Regions from separate parts of the Homo sapiens genome. Here region 2 is linked to region 1. Evidence: chromatin loops called from intact Hi-C (ENCODE). Cell type or tissue: natural killer cell. All regions are shown on one strand. Links, peaks and the distances in the headings refer to the core of each region. The heading gives the core; the rest is flanking DNA. Region 1 overlaps HACD1 (3-hydroxyacyl-CoA dehydratase 1). Region 2 overlaps ST8SIA6 (ST8 alpha-N-acetyl-neuraminide alpha-2,8-sialyltransferase 6).

What was found. Peaks named below come from ENCODE experiments on the same cell type or tissue, not always from the same donor. Only the 100,000 strongest peaks of a DNase experiment are listed, where the experiment ranks them.
Region 2: it touches region 1 in a loop (22-fold over the local background); 13 of 110 quality-filtered maps call a loop at or near these places.

Annotation. Positions count from the first base shown.
Region 1 is chr10:17,595,006-17,604,702 of GRCh38, reverse strand. It overlaps HACD1 (3-hydroxyacyl-CoA dehydratase 1), which reads left to right. Exons shown (of 7, transcript NM_014241.4): 2 at 656-773; 3 at 959-977; 4 at 1,055-1,143; 5 at 5,292-5,413. Among named protein-coding and RNA genes, the nearest start is that of HACD1, 18 kb to the left of the region's middle. In natural killer cell, for the core only: a CTCF peak has its summit at 5,385; a DNase peak (open chromatin) is centred at 5,412.
Region 2 is chr10:17,404,535-17,414,231 of GRCh38, reverse strand. The region is part of intron 2 of ST8SIA6 (ST8 alpha-N-acetyl-neuraminide alpha-2,8-sialyltransferase 6); the gene reads left to right. It overlaps ST8SIA6-AS1 (ST8SIA6 antisense RNA 1), which reads right to left. Exons shown (of 3, transcript NR_034129.1): 3 at 5,946-6,264. Among named protein-coding and RNA genes, the nearest start is that of ST8SIA6-AS1, 22 kb to the right of the region's middle. In natural killer cell, for the core only: no CTCF peak of the experiment used is centred there; a DNase peak (open chromatin) is centred at 4,861.

The sequences.
Region 1 (9,697 bases), core at 3,145-8,144:
TCTTTGTTAAAGATGACAGCAACACATAATGCAAAAAAAGAAATTTTTTAAAGAAAAAAATGATCATACAGTATTAGTCCTTTTGTGCCTAGCTTATTTCACATAGCATAAGGTCTTCAAGGTTTATCCGTGTTGCATGATATGTCAGAATTTCTTTTTCTTTTTAAGGCTAATATTCTATTGTCTGTATAGACCACATTTCTTTTTTTTTTTTTTTTTTTTGAGACGGACAGCTCTGTCGCCCAGGCTAGAGTGCAGTGGCGTGATCTTGCCTCACTGCAAGCTCCGCCTCCCAGGTTCACACCATTCTCCTGCCTCAGCCTCCTGAGTAGCTGGGACTCAGGCGCCCGCCACCACACCCGGCTAATTTTTTGTATTTTTAGTAGAGACGGGGTTTCACCGTGTTAGCCAGGATGGTCTCGATCTCCTGACCTCGTGATCCGCCCGTCTTGGCCTCCCAAAGTGCGGGGATTACAGGCATGAGCCACCGTGCCAGGCCTGTATAGACCACATTTCAAGTATCCATTCACTCACTTATGGACACCTGGGTTGCTTTTACCTTTTCACTATTTTGAATAACGCTGCTGTAAACACAAATGTATAAATCAGTGGTATTAAGTTCGAAAGAACTTTATGAAATACTTTTTTTTTTTAGGTGGTTGGTTCTAGCTATTGCCATGGTACGTTTTTATATGGAAAAAGGAACACACAGAGGTTTATATAAAAGTATTCAGAAGACACTTAAATTTTTCCAGACATTTGCCTTGCTTGAGGTAAGTTTTCCATCATGCTGTTTTTCTATTGCTGTAATATTTATGTGAACATTTTTTGTTGTGCAAAATCAATATGATTTTGCTGATTACATACCACCTATGGATTTGCTGAATGCCAATGTTGACAGTGGTTTATTTAATGTTTTCTATTATTGACGTAATGATTTTTTTCTATTTGCTTACAGATAGTTCACTGTTTAATTGGTGAGTTTTTGCTTCAATTTTATACTTTTATTATAAATTGCCTTTAGGGCAATAGTTCACTTGTTTTTCTTTTTAAGGAATTGTACCTACTTCTGTGATTGTGACTGGGGTCCAAGTGAGTTCAAGAATCTTTATGGTGTGGCTCATTACTCACAGTATAAAACCAGTAAGTGACACAAACATGTTGTCTACTTGAGCCTGCAGGAAAGCTTTCCATTCATAGGAATCTAAAATATTAACATTTGTATATTTCAGGAGGTGGAAGTGTTGGACAAAAAGGAGTTGGGTTTGAGTTTTAGATGTTGTGCATTGACTTAGTGCCTTAGCAGAATGACTTTGATACACAAACAAACCCAAATATTGGCATCTTAGATCCGTAATATATTCTCCTTTGATATTTTCCAGTTTTTGAAATCAGTATTCAGGTTCTGTCAAATAACCTGCAGAAAATGTTCTTTTCTATAGAAGTTTCTTTTCAATCCAAGTTGTCCTCTTTGATTATGTAATCGAAGTTGTCAGTATACAATTTATTATTTCTGGCCAGCCGCAGTGGCCCACACCTGTAATCCCAGCACTTTGGGAGGCCAAGGCGGGTGGATCACCTGAGGTCAGGAGTTTGAGACCAGCCTGGCCAACATGGTGAAACCCTGTTCCTACTAAAAATACAAAAATTAACCAGGCGTGGGGGCGAGCACCTGGAATCCCAGCTACTCAGGAGGCCGAGGCAGAAGAATCGCTTGAACCCGAGAGGCAAAGGTTGCATTGAGCTGAGATTGTGCCACTGCACTCCAGCCTGGGCGACAGAGCGAGACTCCGTCTGAAAAAAAAAAAAATTATATCTTATTTAGCATTGAGTATTACAGCAACAGACATAAAAAGTAAATGCAGTTCTGTAGATCTGAACAAACGGAAAAGACTGAAAGTTAGAAGGGGTCAAAGGATAAAAATTTTAGTTAGGAGGAATTAAGTTCAAGAGATCTATTATGCAACGTAGTGACTATAGTTAATAGCAATGTATTGTATATTTGAAAATTGCTAAGAGAATAGTGATCTTACCACAAATAAATAAGTACATAAGGTAATACATAGGTTCGTTAGCTTGATTTAGCCATTTCACAATGCGTACATATTTCAGAACATCATGTTGTACACCATAAATATATGCAATTTAAATTTTCAATTAAAAATAATTGTCAAAAAATTGCTAAGGAGCTTTAGGAAAAATAAACAATTTTTATTGAGGCATGACAGGAGACAGACCTAATTATTGAATCTAATTAATGATTCAAACCTTTCAGGCGAGATAGACACCATGCTGCTATGTCAAGATATTGGGCATTTTAAACCCATGACAGGGCCGGGCGAGGTGGCACAAGCCTGTAATCCCAGCACTTTGGGAGGCCAAGGTGGGTGAACCACCTGAGGGTCAGGAGTTCGCGACCAGCCTGGCTAACGTGGTGAAACCTCATCTCTACCAAAAATACAAAAATCAGCCAGATGTGGTGGCGGGCGCCTGCCATCCCAGCTACACGGGAGGCTGAGGCAGGAGAATTGCTTGAACCTGGGAGGTGGAGGGTGCAGTGAGCTGAGATCGCACCACTGCACTCCAGTTTGGGTGACAGAGTGAGGCTCCATCTCAAAAAAAAAAAAAAATTAAACCCATGACAGGAACATTTCCTATGTCAACCCTTCTGACCTTCTTGACAGCCTTTAGAGCCTCCTGTCTACTCGAGGACAGATCTCTGGCCTCCTTTCCATTTCTCACATGCCTTTCTTAGATGCTTGGGGACTGACACCTGACCTCTTCTCTGTTCCTCTTAGCTTCACTGGCCCCCTGTCTGCATGGGGACAGCTCACTGACCTCCTGCTCTTTATACTTTATCCCTCTTGACTAGTATCTTTCACTCAACTTGCATGATTTACCTGCACCCTAAACAGCGACTGCCATGCAGATAGTGCAGATAGCAGTGAGCACATGCAATGGGAGAGGCAAACTATTAATTAACTTTGCCTACTAGTTTAAAAGCAGGAGGACAGCATTAACAGACTAGAAGACAGACTCTTCCAGGCAGTGAGGGAATATAATAGCTGAGTTAGGACCACCATGAGTCTGAAGAATGAAGAAGAAAGACAACATTAACTAGACATTAACTAGAGAGATGGAGGTAAAGGGAAGCTTGAGAGTCGCGAGTTCCAAAAATAAAACAGGACCCGTCTGCCCCGTTTATCCTCCAGAGGATCTCTGCCTTAATATTCCTATTTATTTTTTGCTGACGATAGTTTCCCACTGGTACCTATTCAGCACTCGTTAATTAATTCAACCAATATTATTGAATGCGTTCTCTACACCTGGTGCTGTGCAAATTTCTGGATTTACAGAAATGAATAAGGTGGGCGGGTGGGGTGGCTCACGCCTATAATCCCAGCACTTTGGGAGGCTGAGGCAGGTGGATCACTTGAGGTCAGGAGTTCGAGACCAGCCTGGCCAACATGGTGAAACCCTGTCTCTACTAAAAATTCAAAAATTAGCCAGGTGTGGTGGTGCGCACCTGTAGTCCCAGCTACTCGGGAGGCTGAGGCAGAAGAATCACTTGAACCCAAGAGGCAGAGGTTGCAGTGAGCTGAGATCGCATCACTGCACTCCAGCCTGGGTGACAGAGCGAGATTCTGTCTCAAAAAAAAAAAAAAAGAACAAGGCAATCCCAGCTGTCCAGTGTACTGGCTGTTGGGAAGTGGGGTACACTTAACGTTAAATCACGCACAATGCTAATCATGCACCTCATCTGTGCCCGGCAGTGTGCTGGGATATGGCTGTTGATAAAACAAACATGGTTCTCGCCTGGTGGAGCCTATACTTGGGAGAGAAGCTAAACAAATATTTAATCATATACGTGTTAAGTGCTTTGAAGCAAGAGCTCGGTATGCGTTGCAGTATACCTAAGGACTTAGTCTGACGTAGGGAGTGCAAGAAGGCTTCCCTTAAGGAGGGATACAGATGTTGAATGCTGACATGTACAAGAGTTAGCCAGACAACTCTTAGTACAGATTGGCAAATGCCACAACACAGATATGAACAAAGTACAGTAGAAGAAGGGTGCTGGGCTGGGCATGGTGGCTCATGCCTGTAATCCTAGCACTTTGGGAGGCTGAGGCAAGCAGATTACATGAGATCAGGAATTCGAGACCAGCCTGGCCAACACGGTGAAACCCCGTCTCTACTAAAAATACAAAAATTAGCAGGGCATGTAATCCCAGCTACTCCGGAGGCTGAGGCATGAGACTCATTTGAACCTAGGACGTGGAGGTTGCAGTGAGCCGAGATCATGCCACTGCACTCCAGCCCGGGTGACACAGCAAGACTCCGTCTCACATAAATAAATAAATAAGCTAAATAAATAAATAAATAAAGGTGGTGAGCAAATAACTGCTCAGGGTGAGAGGAGAGGGTTGGAGTCAGTTTTCTAGAGGGCGAGATGTTTTAGCTGAATCTTGAAAGATAGGAAAAGATTTTTTATGGAATAAGAGAGTAACATTCCAGTGAGAGTGAATAGCATGTGTTAAATTGCACAAGTTCAGAGCATATTCTGGAAATAACAACATCTAGTGTCACCAGAGAGAGAAGTAGGTAGAAGGGTTGAATAATTGTAGATGAAGTTGGAGAGATTTCCGAGCAAGGATTGCAAAGAACCTTGAATATGGTGCCCAGGTATTAGGGCTCATCCTTTTATTCTGTTAAGAAGTGTGGGACCAGTGAAACTTTTAAATCACAGGACTTAGCTGATTCCAATTTGTTTTTTATGTATTTGCTTCTTTGACTTCTTTTTAAAAGACAACTTGCATTCATGAGGACAATAAAGGGAGGAAAGACTATTTAGGAAACAGTTACAGTAGTCAAGATGAGAGATGATAAACCCCTGAATTAAAATAGTAGTAAAAGGGCCAAAGATGAGTGAGCAATTCAAGCGTTGGTCCTACAGTAGAACAGGTGTGATTCAATGATTACTAGAAGTAGGAGGGTCAGATTTTGGTTTCAGCAAGGTAACATTGTCCTCTGATGATAGCGTTATTTCCTGAAGTGAAGGACGAGGGAAGAAAAACGAGTCTATGCTCAACTATTCCTGTGCATAAGATACGTTTAAGTTCCACGTTTATAATTAATTATGTTAATGGTGACTGCATTAAGTTTTCTATATTGCATTTGCCTAACCCTAACATTCCATTATAAATAAAAGGCAATAAATAAGTAAAGTAAGTACCTTCACTGAAAAGTAAGTTCTAGGTTGAATGACACTGGGTTTCTCTGTAATTCTGCAGATCCAGAATGAAGAGAGTGTGGTGCTTTTTCTGGTCGCGTGGACTGTGACAGAGATCACTCGCTATTCCTTCTACACATTCAGCCTTCTTGACCACTTGCCATACTTCATTAAATGGGCCAGGTGGCGATATCTTGCAGTTTAGTTTCTCCTTGTCCTGTGCATGCTTATTTTGTGTGCTAACGCCAGAGAATTAAAATTCGTGTTTCAGCCCCACGATGCCAGAATGCTGTTATAGGAGGTATAACTGGTATAACTAATAATTATACAAGTTATGATTTGTATTCTAAAAGCTTAATGATGAGAGAGGAATCGTATTAATAAATATTTTGAGTGAAATCAATGTGAGACAAATTGTGGTATCCTTAACCTCAGAATTAGTCATTCATTTTTTTTTGGAAAGCACAATATACATTTTTGGAATTAGCTTACATAAGCAGTACCAAAAATATGTTTTTTTTTTGTCTGTGATGTAAATTATTTTAATAGTCAATCTAGCAGCCACAATTTATACCATTTACACAATGCGATTGGTTTTTTTCTTTGCTTTAAGTTGCAGAGACATTTTTAAAAGTCACACTTACTTAAAATTGTATTATTTGGAATGTGGATAAAATTTATATTTGAAGGGCTCCAAATATATCCTAAAGCAACAGTTTTTAAAGGAAAAGATATCTGTTCTTCTTGAAGTTTGAATTCTTTGAGCAATTGACGTTTTAGAAAGTTATTATAAAAGCAAAACTGCTCTTTGGAGAACAAGTCACAAATCAGTATAGACTTGTTCATTTTATTCTTTGTATTGTACTTTATGGTAGCAATAACAATGACAAATGGTGTGTGCCTACTGCATGCCTGAGATGTAGGTATGAACAAAACAAATTCTCTGTCTTATGATGAAGACAAAACATAAACTAATAATATGTGATATGTCAGGTGGTGATAAATGCTGGGATTATAGGTGTGAGCCACCATGCCTGGTCAATTACTATTTTTTAATCCCAAGTATTATACATGTTCAAATATAATAAATGAGAATATATAAACCAAAAAGAAGGAAAACCACTTTTAAATTACTTATAATCTCTCTAACCAAGGATAACCACTGTTAATTGTGTTTTATGGGTTTTTTTCTCTTTTTTTTTTTTTTTTTTTTGAGACAGGGTCTCATTCTGTCACCCAGGCTGGAGGATAGTGGCACGATCTCGGCTCACTTCAATATCCACCACCTGGGCTCAAGCGATTCTCCTGCCTCAGCCTCCCAAGTAGCTGGGAGTACAGGTGCAGGCCACCACACCTGGCTAATTTTTGTATTTTTTGTAGAGATGGGGTTTTACCATGTTGCCCAGGCTGGTCTCGAACACCTGAGCTCAAGTGATCCACCCACCTCGGCCTCCCTAAGTGCTAGGATTACAGGTGTGAGCCACTGCGCCTGGCCATGTTATATACTCTTTGTGACTTTTTAATATTCTCTAGCTCTTTTTTAGACACTTGCGGCTTACCACTTTGTATATGATGAGATACTTTGAAATTATAATTTGAGCTTAAGTGTCTTGTCTGTCATAAGAAGGTTGTACTACCATTTATATGGATTTGGTTGGTTTTAATCTTACTGTACATGAAAATGTGTTTACCTTTAGTGACTGAGCTTTTTAAAGGTTGGCAGTTTTGAATGTAGCTGGACTCTAATCCTAGAACACATCAATATCATTTCGCATGACAATGTTCTGGACCTCTGGCACCTTTGAAAATACTAACTTACCATATAGTCTCTTTTCATGTGCTGAATTTACAAAATTTGTCTGAAGAGGATAGCAGAATGTACATTGCATATTTTCCTGAGGTTGGCACATTAGACTTGATGGCTTTGTGTGTCTGTCTTTTGGAATGCATTTGCATGTCTTGAGTGTCTGGAAAAGATAAAAACTCTGCCATCGTATGTTTAAATTTGCTGTTTAGAAAGTGTTTATCCATTGCAGGCTGGGCGTGGTGGCTCATGCCTGTAATCCCAACACTTTGGGAGGCCAAGGTGGGCGGATCACTTGAGGTCAGGAGTTCCAGATCAGCCTGGCCAACATGGTGAAACCCCATCTCTACTAAAAAATTAAAAAATTAGCCACATGTGCCTGTAATCCCAGCTACTTGGGAGGCCGAGGCAGGAGAATTGCTTGAACTAGGAGGTGGAGGTTGCAGTGATCTGAGATCACACCACTGCACTCCAGCTTGGTGACACAGCGTGACTCTGTCTCAAAAGAAGAAAGTGTTTATCCATTGCCTTAATGTTAAACAAGTTATACAGTCTTTCAGCTTTGAAATCATATGTTACATAATACTTTGTCAGTTGATCATAATCATAAATAATTATGTTTCATGTCAAAAAGATCTTAAAAATCCCAGCCATCTAAATATGTTTCCCAACTCCATTAAGTAAGGTAAAATAATATTTGTATTTATGTTCAGATGTTGAAGCTGTCATTCTCGAATAAAACTACACTTTAGAAATGGCTTCTTAGTTATAAGTAGTTTGGCCTATTGTTACAGTTTGAATATACTTTGATTCTATTTATGTGTCATAAGTGTTCTTGGAAAAGTCCTCAGAATAGGTAATTGTATATATTAAGTTAGGTTTTTCATATTGATTTAAAATGCACTCCCTTCAAAAAAATTTTAGATAGTAATTGGGAACCTTCAAAGAAGCATTGTATCTTTTTTTTTAATGTGGTCTATCCATAGTTAAATCTCCCATACTGCCCTCAGAACTTAGAGAAGTAGTAACATGCAATCTTTTTGAAGTGCAAGTAAAGTCAAATTATATAATTTGTTCCCATTTCATTAGAAATTTTCATTGCCCTTAAGACTTTCAACTAGCTTATTGTAGGAGTGTTAATTTTTTCTTCTATTGAAGAACAATCCTGCCAAAAAAAAAAAAAATCTTTTGAAAACCACATAAAGTAAAAATTGCAACTTAATCAGTTTGGGTATTTTACTGAGACAGGTATATAAAATGTCCAGTTATGGGATTTAATAAATTGAGGAATAGGGAAAGATTGATTTAAATGATACACAAATAACTACCCAAAACTGGTAAGAAAGCAGGGAGTTTCTCCAAGGCCAAGAAGGGATTAACAGGTACAGTGAAGGAATCATTCTTCTTTCTTGAATAGCTCATCTATTTTGGCAAATAATTCTGCCCTTCTCCCCATCTCTTATCTTCGCATATCCTTGACATACAGGAATAATGCAATTTTTAATTTGTCTCCAAGCTTCTTCAATACTGACAACTTTGACTTTTCTTTATAGATATTTCCTAATGCCAACAAAATGATTAAATAAAATACAGATTAATTTGATTTCTTTTTCCATCAAAATGTTGACCTTTTGTTTTAAATTAAAAACATTTTTCTTTTTTTAAATTAAATTTATTTTTTTTGAGACAGGGTCTCGCTGTGTCACCCAGGCTGGAGTACAGTGGTGCGGTCTTGGCTCACTGCCCCCTTGACCTCCTAGGCTCAAGCAATCCTCCTGCCTTAGCCTCCCAAGTAGCTGGGGCGACAGGCATGCACCACTGTGGTCTGCTCATTAAATTTTTTTTTGTGAGACGGGGTCTTACTATATCGCCCAGAGTGGTCTTGCACTCTGGCCTCTTAAGTTTTCTGTGGTAACTGTTATATAGTGACTGAGTCAGAGAAAAATGATTTTTTTTTTTAATGAAGAAATATGATCATCTTGGATCCTTTAGGCCCCTCTTATTGGAGACCAGCCAGTAGAACACAGAGTGTTTCCTAATTGGAAGCATACAGGATGCCTGGCCTACTGTGTGTTCCAGACCTTGCCACAGACCAAATGAACACATGATGACTTTGGATTTAGAGTAGAACTTTCTTAACTCTACTTTAAACAAGCTCACTCTTCTTTTAATGTGGGAATTCAGGAACTAACTTGTCAATTTATTTTGTTACGGTAGCAGTTTTAGACAATATAATATACTCATTAGTAGCTACTCATGCTTCAGGTGGTATTATCAGTTTTCTGCAATAATTGGTTTTCATTAGTAACCACAAAGACTTTTTCAAATGCCTCTTAAAAATAACTACCTTGGTAATTTCAAGGTTTAGATATAAAATTTAGGATAATCACTGGTCTTTTTAAACGCAGTGTTTGATCAATAAATTACTAGCTGCCGCGGACAAAAGCAGTCATTTGTGATTTTATGCACCAAAGAAGTTACCATTACAATACTTTTTTTAAAGCTACATAGGCCGGGCATGGTGGCTCATGTCTGTAATCCCAGCACTTTGGGAGGCTGAGGCGGGTGGATCACCTGAAGGCAGGAGTTCAAGACCAGCCTGACCAACATGGTGAAACCCTGTCTCTACTAAAAATACAAAAATTAACCGGGCGTGGTGGCGG
Region 2 (9,697 bases), core at 1,744-6,743, 190 kb after region 1:
AAATCATTCAGGAGAGTTTCTCTAGCAGTATTTGGCTAGTTGGGGGTAGCCCCAAATGGCAAAGAGTTGGGTACATCCATGCCTCCAAATTTGCCAGTCAAGGACAACAGAAAAAGAAACAAGAGAGATAAGAATGTTTTCAAGGGTGTGAGTTGGGGAAGGAGGGAAATGAAGATAGGAGGCGTGTATGAAGATAGGAGGCGTGTATTGGGCATGGGGGCTTCTCAATGAGATTAAAGAATCACTGCAGAGAGAATACTAGAATAAGTGAGCTGGATAAATAGAATGTATTGACATTAACAGTAATATATTCATTATATGAAACTAGTGATAAAAAATACCCACTTCACAGGATTATTCCAAGGAACAAATGGAAATACTTGGTAAACGACAATGTGAGTTATCAGTCTTACAGTAACTAAAGTAATGTAGAAGATAAAACAGATCTTGATTTCTTTAGGCCATTCTACTACAACTATCATGAACAAAATCATAATATGTAAATGATAACATGCTAACTAGATTTATGACCATTGAAGAAGAATATCAAAATTGTTTATTCTGCTTATTTTTAGCTCTGGCCCAATTCTAGGGCCATTCCCTTGTCAAAATGGTCAGTATTTCTGTGTAAGACAATCCTTTATGTGAGAAATTTCAGAGTGGGACACTGTGTAAGTAAGCCATTTGGTGTTTTCCAGGTATCAGCAATGATTAGACAGAAGCGATGTCAAAGAACTATAATTTTAATTTCAGGAATTTTAAGCCAATAGTTGGAGGAACTCTGAAGAAATGTAGACAGTCTGTTTTTCTTATATCTTGAATTGCTCAAGCAGAATGAGAATGTGATAAGACTCGTAAATTCCAAATTACATTCGACTGTATCTAATAAAGAGATTTAAGAAGTTGAGAAAATATATGTTATTACTGGGAAAGAAATAGAAAGTTAAGCAAAAAAAAAAAAGAAGAGGAGAAGAAAAGATAATAAGTAGTTGAACTAAATGGAAGCGTTCAATGCCCAAGGAAAAAGCCCACAGCTGTAATAAAAATAATCATCCTGAATATTATATTCCTTGAATTAAAAAATGCATTCAATCTTTGATAGAGTTGAAAAAGAGGTGTTTTAGATAACAAAATGCTAGCACTGTGTAAACACTGATCTCAAATTCTCCTTAGTTCTCTTATACTAATGTGCACTTATATGGATTTACAGGTCCTTAGAAGTACTTACTGATTCATACATACTTTTATCTTTTGTTAATTGATGCATAATAATGTACATAGTTTTGGAGTACACATGACAATTTAATACATTTGTATAATTTGTAAATATCAAATCAGTATACTTGGGATATCCATTAAGTATTTGTCTTTTCTTTATGCTAAAAACACTCACCTTTTTCTCTTGTAGCTATTTTGAATTGTACAAAAGATGGTTGTAAACTATAATTACCCTGCTGATCTATCTAACATTAGGTCTTATTTCTTCTATCATATTGTATATTACCATATATACTTTTAAGTACTTACAGATATTTACCCATTCCTGTAAAATTCTTGCAGTCAAAGTTTCTACAGACCTGAATATTAGGAAAATGCAGGTTTAGTCCTAAAAAGGATACCGTGATGCAGCCATTGATGTAGCAGTGACTGGCTCCCCTAGGCTCAAACAATGCATTGACCTTTAGAGGGCAGCCAAGTGGAGCTCACGCAGGTTAATTCCAGTGCATGGCCTTGTTAGATCACATCATATCCCCTGCCTAGTGCCAGACACTTAATGCAGGAATAGTATGGTTTCAGGAGCCCCTCTCTGTCCAAAATTTGGTACCTGCTTCAGAGTCAGAATCCCAACTTTAGTGCCTTTGATTGGATTAATAATTTCTCTGAGCTCCAGGTCTGGGGATTGGGCTTGGCTTGGCAGTTGGGTTAGTCAATGGGATAGGATGTGGCTCTAGAGTTGCAGTGGCTGGAGGTTGGAGGGCCTGGGATGAGGGATAGGCTAGCAGGGAGAGCAGGCATTGTCCTAAGAAACAGAAGCCCAAAAATCTGTGATGTGAGGATGGTCACAGCAATTGCTAACCATGGTCAAGAGGGATCCCCAAAGGTGAAAGCTGAGAATGGCAAATCTCTTCAGCTGGAGTGGGGGTAGAAGTTGAGACAGGGGCAAGCATGGGCAGGCTAGGGAGGCAAGAGGGGCCAGGGTGCAGCGAGAGGGGCTTAAATGATTGCAGCCATTTGAACAGGCTGGCCATGGCTCTCTTTGGTTTTGCTTAAAGGCAACTGAGTTAGGAGTGAGGGCAGAAAAAAAAAAACATTCCTTAAAAGCATTTTCTGAAATGCAAATATATGTTCATCATGAAGTGTGAAACATTAAAAACTCATTAGAACTCATTGCCATGCATGATCCTGCTCACAAAGCCTAGTTTTTCAGATGAATAGGAAATAGGGCCAGGAATTAAAGAACAAGAACAGATATCCTCCAGGTGGAAGGTACTTTAGAGAGAAACCTGACATGTCTTGGAAAAGAGGTCTTGCAGGCAAATAGAGACAAAGCACCTGGGCTCTGCCAAGTTAGAATGAAGACAGCAAAGCAAAAGAAAATCTGCAACAAGACAAAGTAGCTCCAACTTAACTAGATGCAGGTTATTCCAAATTTAAGTGAAATAACAGTGGGGCATTTTATCAGCTGGGAAATTGGGAATAAGCAGATAGAAGATTAATACACTTTCATGCAATCAAGAGTTCAAGTCTGGGCCAGGTGCAGTGGCTCATGCCTGTAATCCCAGCACTTTGGGAGGCCCAGGTGGGAAGATCACCTGAGGTCAGGAGTTCGAGACCAGCCTGGCCAACATGGTGAAACCCCTTCTCTACTAAAAATACAAAATTAGCCGGGTGTGGTGGTGGGCACCTATAATCTCAGCTACTAGGGAGGGTGAGGCAGAAGAATTGCTTGAACCTGGGAGGCAGAGGTTGCAGTGAGCCGAGATCGCACTGCACTCCAGCCTGGGCGACAAGAGTGAAATTCTATCACACACACAGACACACACACACACACACACACAAAGAGTTCAAGTCTGTTGGGTAGGGTTATTCCTTCTGAGTTGTCTGAAATGACATGTGATTGATTGCATTTCTCAGAACCGACTACCACATTCAAGTAATTTTATTCCATCTTTTTTGAGGATCACTGTTTTGTGTGTTTCCTTGTTGAAATTCATCTGTAATTGTATCGCTTCATTTTGTGATTGATAGGTCCCTTGGGATGCTCTGCTAACCCTTCCTAATTACAGTTTACCTAAGCACAGTAAATTTGGTTAGCCAATTCTCTCACACTTTCATTAAATATTAATGAGAACACTTGAGTAACATCATTTTAAATATGGTAAAATCTCAATTAAATAGAATAAACAAGGATTGAGTTTTTCTAGTTAATTAAATCTTATAATTAGCTGAAGGTTAACCAGGGGATCTTTTGGTTTGAAACCCTCCTGGTGATTTTTTTCTAGTGTCTTATTTTGTTTTTCCATCTGATCCACTCCAGGTTTTAATTTTCCCTGGATGAGTTACCATCTTGCAATACCTCATGCTTAGTTGTCTCTTATTCATTCATTCATTTGTTCAAATTTATTAGGAGGCTACTAATAGATGAGGAAGTCATACCAGAGACAGACATGACAATGGTAAAACAGCACATAAAGGGCAAATTCTAGAAGTTGTTCTTTCAACAAATTCTAGTTTATAGTTTTTGCTATTATTGTCTTACAAAGCGTGGGTTATAGAAAAAAAAAATCTTGGTTGATGGGGAGATTCTTGTGTGCTTCCTGTTAACTGAATGAAGTAGTTTTCCTCCTTTGCGTTTCAGAATTTTGAAAATCATCATTATTTTTTGACAAGGCCTTTGCCTCATTTATAAAACTGTCTCAGTACGATGAGACATATCACTTGCTATTTATACTTTATTGTGACATACTCTTCTTGCTATTTCATTTCTTATTTAAGGTGCATGCAAATGTTTGGGCATGATTTCTGAAAGATTTTTTGCACTAATCTTTGTTCTGATGACACTCAGCTGAACTCCACAAATAAACCCCAAACAGTCTTTAGAAGATACACAAACACTCTCCAGTTTTGAATGTTAAACCAGCATATTAGGATTCTGTTCACTGCTCACATGTGTCTGACAACTAGTTTTTGTAGTGTTAGGTTTTCATGGTATATCATTTCCCTGGGGCTTCCACATTAATTAGGCAGCTTTTCCATATTGACTCCCAGACTTGGACCGGTTTTCATTGGTTCACTTCTTTCTTGCTCTGTTGGCCAGAAATCACTCTATGGTTTTTGTTTATTGTTTGTTTGTTTGTGATGGAGTTTCGCTCTTGTTGTCCAGGCTGGAGTGCAATGGCGCGATCTTGGCTCACCACAACCTCTGCCTCCTGAGTTCAAGCAATTCTCCCGCCTCAGCCTCCCGAGTAGCTGGGATTACAGGCATGCACCACCATGCCGGCTAATTTTGTACTTTTAGTAGAGACGGGGTTTCTCCATGTTGGTCAGGCTGGTCTCAAACTCTCGATCTCAGAAGACCCGCCTACCTTGGCCTCCCAAAGTGCACTGGTACAACCACAGCTTACTGCAGCCTCATACTCCTAGGTTCACTTTTTTTTTTTGGTATAGGCAGGGTCTTGCTATGTTGCCCAAGCTGGTCTTGAACTCCTAGGCTCAAGTGATCTGCCTGCCTTCGCCTCCCAAATTGCTGAGATCCTGCCTTGGCCTCCCAAATTGCTGAGATTACAGGCATGACCCACCACACCTGGCTGCTCTACCCTATTAAACTTTGTTTTGCCTTGTTTTGTTCTTTTAAAGAAGATTCCACAACACCCTCTACAGGAGTTCCTAGGTATTGAACCTGATGCTTTCCTGAAAATGAATATAAAACATGAATATGTAAAAGTTGAGCTATAGACTTGCAGATTGTAAGAGAATCTTCACTCTTAGATGAGTAAACTTATTTTAAAACTGTAGTTATGGTTCAAATATTTAAGTATTTGTAAATTATTTAATGTTACAGCACCTAATAGCCATCTCAAACACTCAAATTAGCATGGAGTCAACACTGAATACAGATAAGGTATTTTCCCATTAAAATTCTTATTTCAGCTGGATGCTGTGGCTCACGCCTGTAATCCCAACACTTTGGGAGGCCAAGGCAGGCAGATCACCTGAGGTTGGGAGTTTGAGACCAGCCTGACCAATATGGAGAAACCCCATCTCTACTAAAAATACAAAAAAAAAAAAAAGAAAGAAAGAAAATAAAATTAGCCAGGCATGGTGGCACATGCCTGTAATCCCAGCTACTTGGGAGGCTGAGGCAGGAGAATCTCTTGAACCCGAGAGGCAGAGGTTGTGGTGAGCCAACATTGTGCCATCACCCTCCAGCCTGTGTAACAAGAGCGAAACTCCGTCTCAAAAAAAATAAATAAATAAAAATAAAAAATAAAATTCTTCTCTCAAAATTCACTTATTTGAGTTTTAGTGAAGATGTATTTATTTATTCATTTATTTATTTTATCTTTTTTTTTTGAGACAATCTCGCTCTGTCACCCAGGCTGGAGTGCAGTGGCACCATCGCGGCTCACTGCAACCTCCACCTCCCGGGTTCAAGCGATTCTCCTCTCTCAGTCTCCCAAGTAGCTGAGATTACAGATGCCCCCATGCCCAGCTAATTTTTGCCTTTCTAGTAGAGACGGGGTTTCACATGTTGGCCAGGCTGATCCTGAACTCCTGACCTCAAGTGATCCACCCTCCTCGGCCTCCCAAACTGCTGAGATTACAGGTGTGAGCCACCGTGCCTGGCCTGAGGAAATATTTAATTAGCAGAGAAATTTACTTCTTTTTTTGGTTGAGAAAAAGAACTTGCTGATGGTGATTGCATAGCTAATATGGACACGTAAGCATGTATATAACTGACATTTAATGACATTTCCAGAACTCACATTCTTGGATTGGGTGTCTTCTCAGAAGCGACAGGGTTTCTTCGGTCGTCATCCAGTTTGCTTGCACAAACCCTATTCAAGGGTTGCATTTGTCGGGCTGGATCCAGAGCGGAGCCTGACTGGGTGCTTTGGCCATGATGGATGGGGGTTACTCTCTTCTCTGTAGCAGAACTCCTGGAAGACTGAACCATGCCACTGAATCAGGAAAATAATTATGTTAGATGTCCCCAGTAACATAAGTCTCCTCTTCCATTATTTCCTTTATTATGATTTTTATCTGAAAATTAAAAACAGAACACTTATTGGTGACATGATGAGAGCTCACTTTACTTTTGTAGCTTTCAAATGGACTCACTGCTTTTCCCACAAACCCTTCTGCCTATGAGACAGTCCAACATTTCTTGTGTGTGAAGTCTTGCTCTAGACTATTATGAAAAAGACGGTCAGGGCAGAAGAACTTGATCCAGGAGACTTTTAAGAACTTGTTACTCAAAGTGAGACCCTTAGTCCAGTGGGACTGGCATTGTCTGGGAGCTCGTAGATATGACACCAAACCAGGTTCATTCTGCCTGCACACAGTAAGCCAGTCATGGTGACAATGGGTTTTGCAAAAGAGAAAAGATTTACTCACAGGGCAACCCAGCCAGGAGATGGGAGAACAGCTCTCAAATCTACCTCCTCAAGGATAATGCTTAGGGATATTTATGGAGTAAAGAATTAGGATGGTCTAAGGTGGGGAAAGGTGATTGAGGGTGGGGAGAAGTGAGGTAACTGGTGATCTGAGCAAGTGCAGTCTGGGCTCACGGCTCTTCTTAGGACACATGGTCAGAAAATAGCAGTGTTAACATGATCTGAGGGTGGAGTTTTGGCCCTCTGATGGCAAGTGTCACTTTTCCGACATCCATGCAGGTGCATTCAGAGGGTTGGTGGTCTCAGCTGGTTTGAACTGGACAGGGGCCGCCCCAAGTTCCTGAAAGACAACTTAAGCAATTGTTACTATGGTGACATATATGTCAGAGTGTTATTTATAGGGAAGCTAGTGAAGGCTAAGTTATAGCATTTAGCAGCCTGACTTTAAGCTATGTGGGTTTAAAAAATCAACAAGCAGCAAAAATCAACAAGGTGCAAGCAACTTAAAAGATTAGCCCTCAGTAGCCGGACGTGGTGGTTCACACCTGTAATGCCAACACTTTGAGAGGCCAAGGCAGGCAGATCACCTGAGGTCAGGAGTTCAAGGCAGCCTGGCCAACATGGAGAAACACCATATCTACTAAAAATAAAAATTAGCCAGGTGTGGTGGCACATGCCTGTAATCCCAGCTACTTGGGAGGCTGATGGGGGAGAATCACTTGAACACGGGAGGCGGAGGTTTTGGTGAGCTGAGATTGCACCGTTGCACTCCAGCCTGGGCAACAAGAACAAAATTCCATCTCAAAAAAAAAAAAAAAAAAAAGATTAGCCCTCGGTTTCAGAAATGTAGAATATTAGGGCCTACCCTGGATCTACTCAACCAGAATCTGCATTTTAACACATTTCTCAGGTGATTCATGGGCACACTGCAGTTGAAGAAGTGCTGCCTTAAGAGGCCTGCCAAGACAGTAACAACCGCCGCTGTATAGACTATGAATGGGAGAAAAAAGTAACTCTTCCTCAACCCTCATACGTTTGTAGTTGGGACAGACTCACAAGAAAAGACAGATTAACAAGAGAAAAACAAGCAAGTATATTAATGCATGCAGTGCACATCCCGTGGGAGAAAAGTAACTCAAAGCAGTGGCTTTAAGAGTCTGGCTTATGTCGTATATTCGACAAAGAACAATACAGCTCAGAGAAGTGACAAGACAAAGGGGAAGCTGTCCCAGGATCCTAGAAGTGGGAAAATGTGGGAAGGCAAATTTATGGGAAATGAAGGGAGTGAAGTCCACTGGCAGAATCTCCTGGCTTTGTTGCTGAGCTGATAAAAGGTTGTAAAGGAGAATTTACATCCTGGCTTTAGGTGCAAAATAGGGGGAGGGTAGAAGACCTTTTGTCTTTGCAATTCTCTGCCCTGCTTTTAGGCAAACAGAAGGAAGGCAGAGAGCTTTTCTGTCTGCTTCTTAATTGCCTTTAGCTCAAAAAACATTTATGTCAAAGAGGCATATTTTGAGGTGACACATTCTGGTTTCTTTGAACAAATACTGCTGAATACTGATTATTAAGCAGGGTCTCCACTCCAATGACTGTGCTAAGTGTTTTTATGCATTGTCTCATACAGATTTTGCATCAAATTCATCAAAGAGAGGATTATTCTCATTTTGCACCTGAGGAAGCTGAAATCATAGAAGGGCTAAATAACTTTCTTCTTTTTTTTTTTTTTTTTTGAAATGGAGTCTTGCTCTCTTGCCCAGGCTGGAGTGCAATGATGGCATGATCGTGGCTCACTGCAACCTCCACCTCCTGGATTCAAGTAATTCTCCTGCCTCAGTCTCCTGAGTAGGGGGCACTACAGGCACCCACTACCACGCCCGGCTAAGTTTTGTACTTTTAGTAGAGACAGGGTTTTGCCATGTTGGCCAGGCTGGTCTTGAACTCCTGACCTTGTGAAATGCCCACCTCGGCCTCCCAAAGTGCTGGGATTACAGGAATGAGCCACCACATCCAGCCAATAACTTTCTTAAGGTTAAGCATCTAGTATGTATCAGAGCAGGAATTTGAGTGATTGTCCACTTGCCTTTAAAGTTTATCCTCTTGATCACTGTAATTTGTTTATTTGATTCAAATATGTTGTCAGCAACCTCATTTGAGGTGTTAAAAGATAATTTTCATATAAGGTAAAATCATGTATTTCATACAGCTACGAAAATGATCACTTTTTAAATATTTATTTTATTTTTTATTTTTTAGACAGGGTCTCACTGTTGCCCAGGATTTCAGTGGTGTGATCGTGGCTCACTGCAGGCTTGAACTCCTGGGCTCAGGCAATCCTCCTGTCTCAGCTTCTGGAGTAGCTAGGACTACAGGCAGGTACTACCATGCCTGGCTATTTTTTAAAGTTTTTTTATAAAGGTGAGTTCTTGAAATTTTGCTCAGGCTGCTTTCGAACTCCTGGGCTCAACCGTAAAGATTTAATTTAAATTATCAGTGAGAAAACTGGAAAGGTGTTATAACCAGTTCAAAGGAGAATCCACAGAATAGATACATTTACATGTATAGATCAGAACTATTGAGCTGAGTGTGTCAATGGAGGCAGAACTACTTTTTCCTTGTGGTGTGGGAGAGGGAGAGTTGCCTCTCCCCTGGACACAATTCATTTGCATACCTATGGATAAGAATTATTTTGTACTGTTATCAGTTATGCACAATTTATAGAATTGCAAAATAGCTCAGTTAAAGAAGAAAGTATTCATGACACTCGTTAAAACAGTATGGCAGAATTTATTCAGGACTATTGTGGTAGGTGTAGAGACTACTGCAATGAGGTTTGCAGTAGGAAAGAGAGATTGGGGTCAACTTCGAATACAAGGAAAGGTGGGGATTTATAGGCAAGGAGCAGCGCAGCGGGGTCAGTGGATGGAAAATCACTACGAGGAAACATCAGAGGTAAGGTGCAATTCTGGGTAAGGCTGACTAGGGTGATCAGACATCACCTAGGGCATGGTGAGGGATGAAGAATTTTATCAGAAATCAAAGATGGTCAGATATTAAGCATAGGGGATTCTGGCCAAACTGAC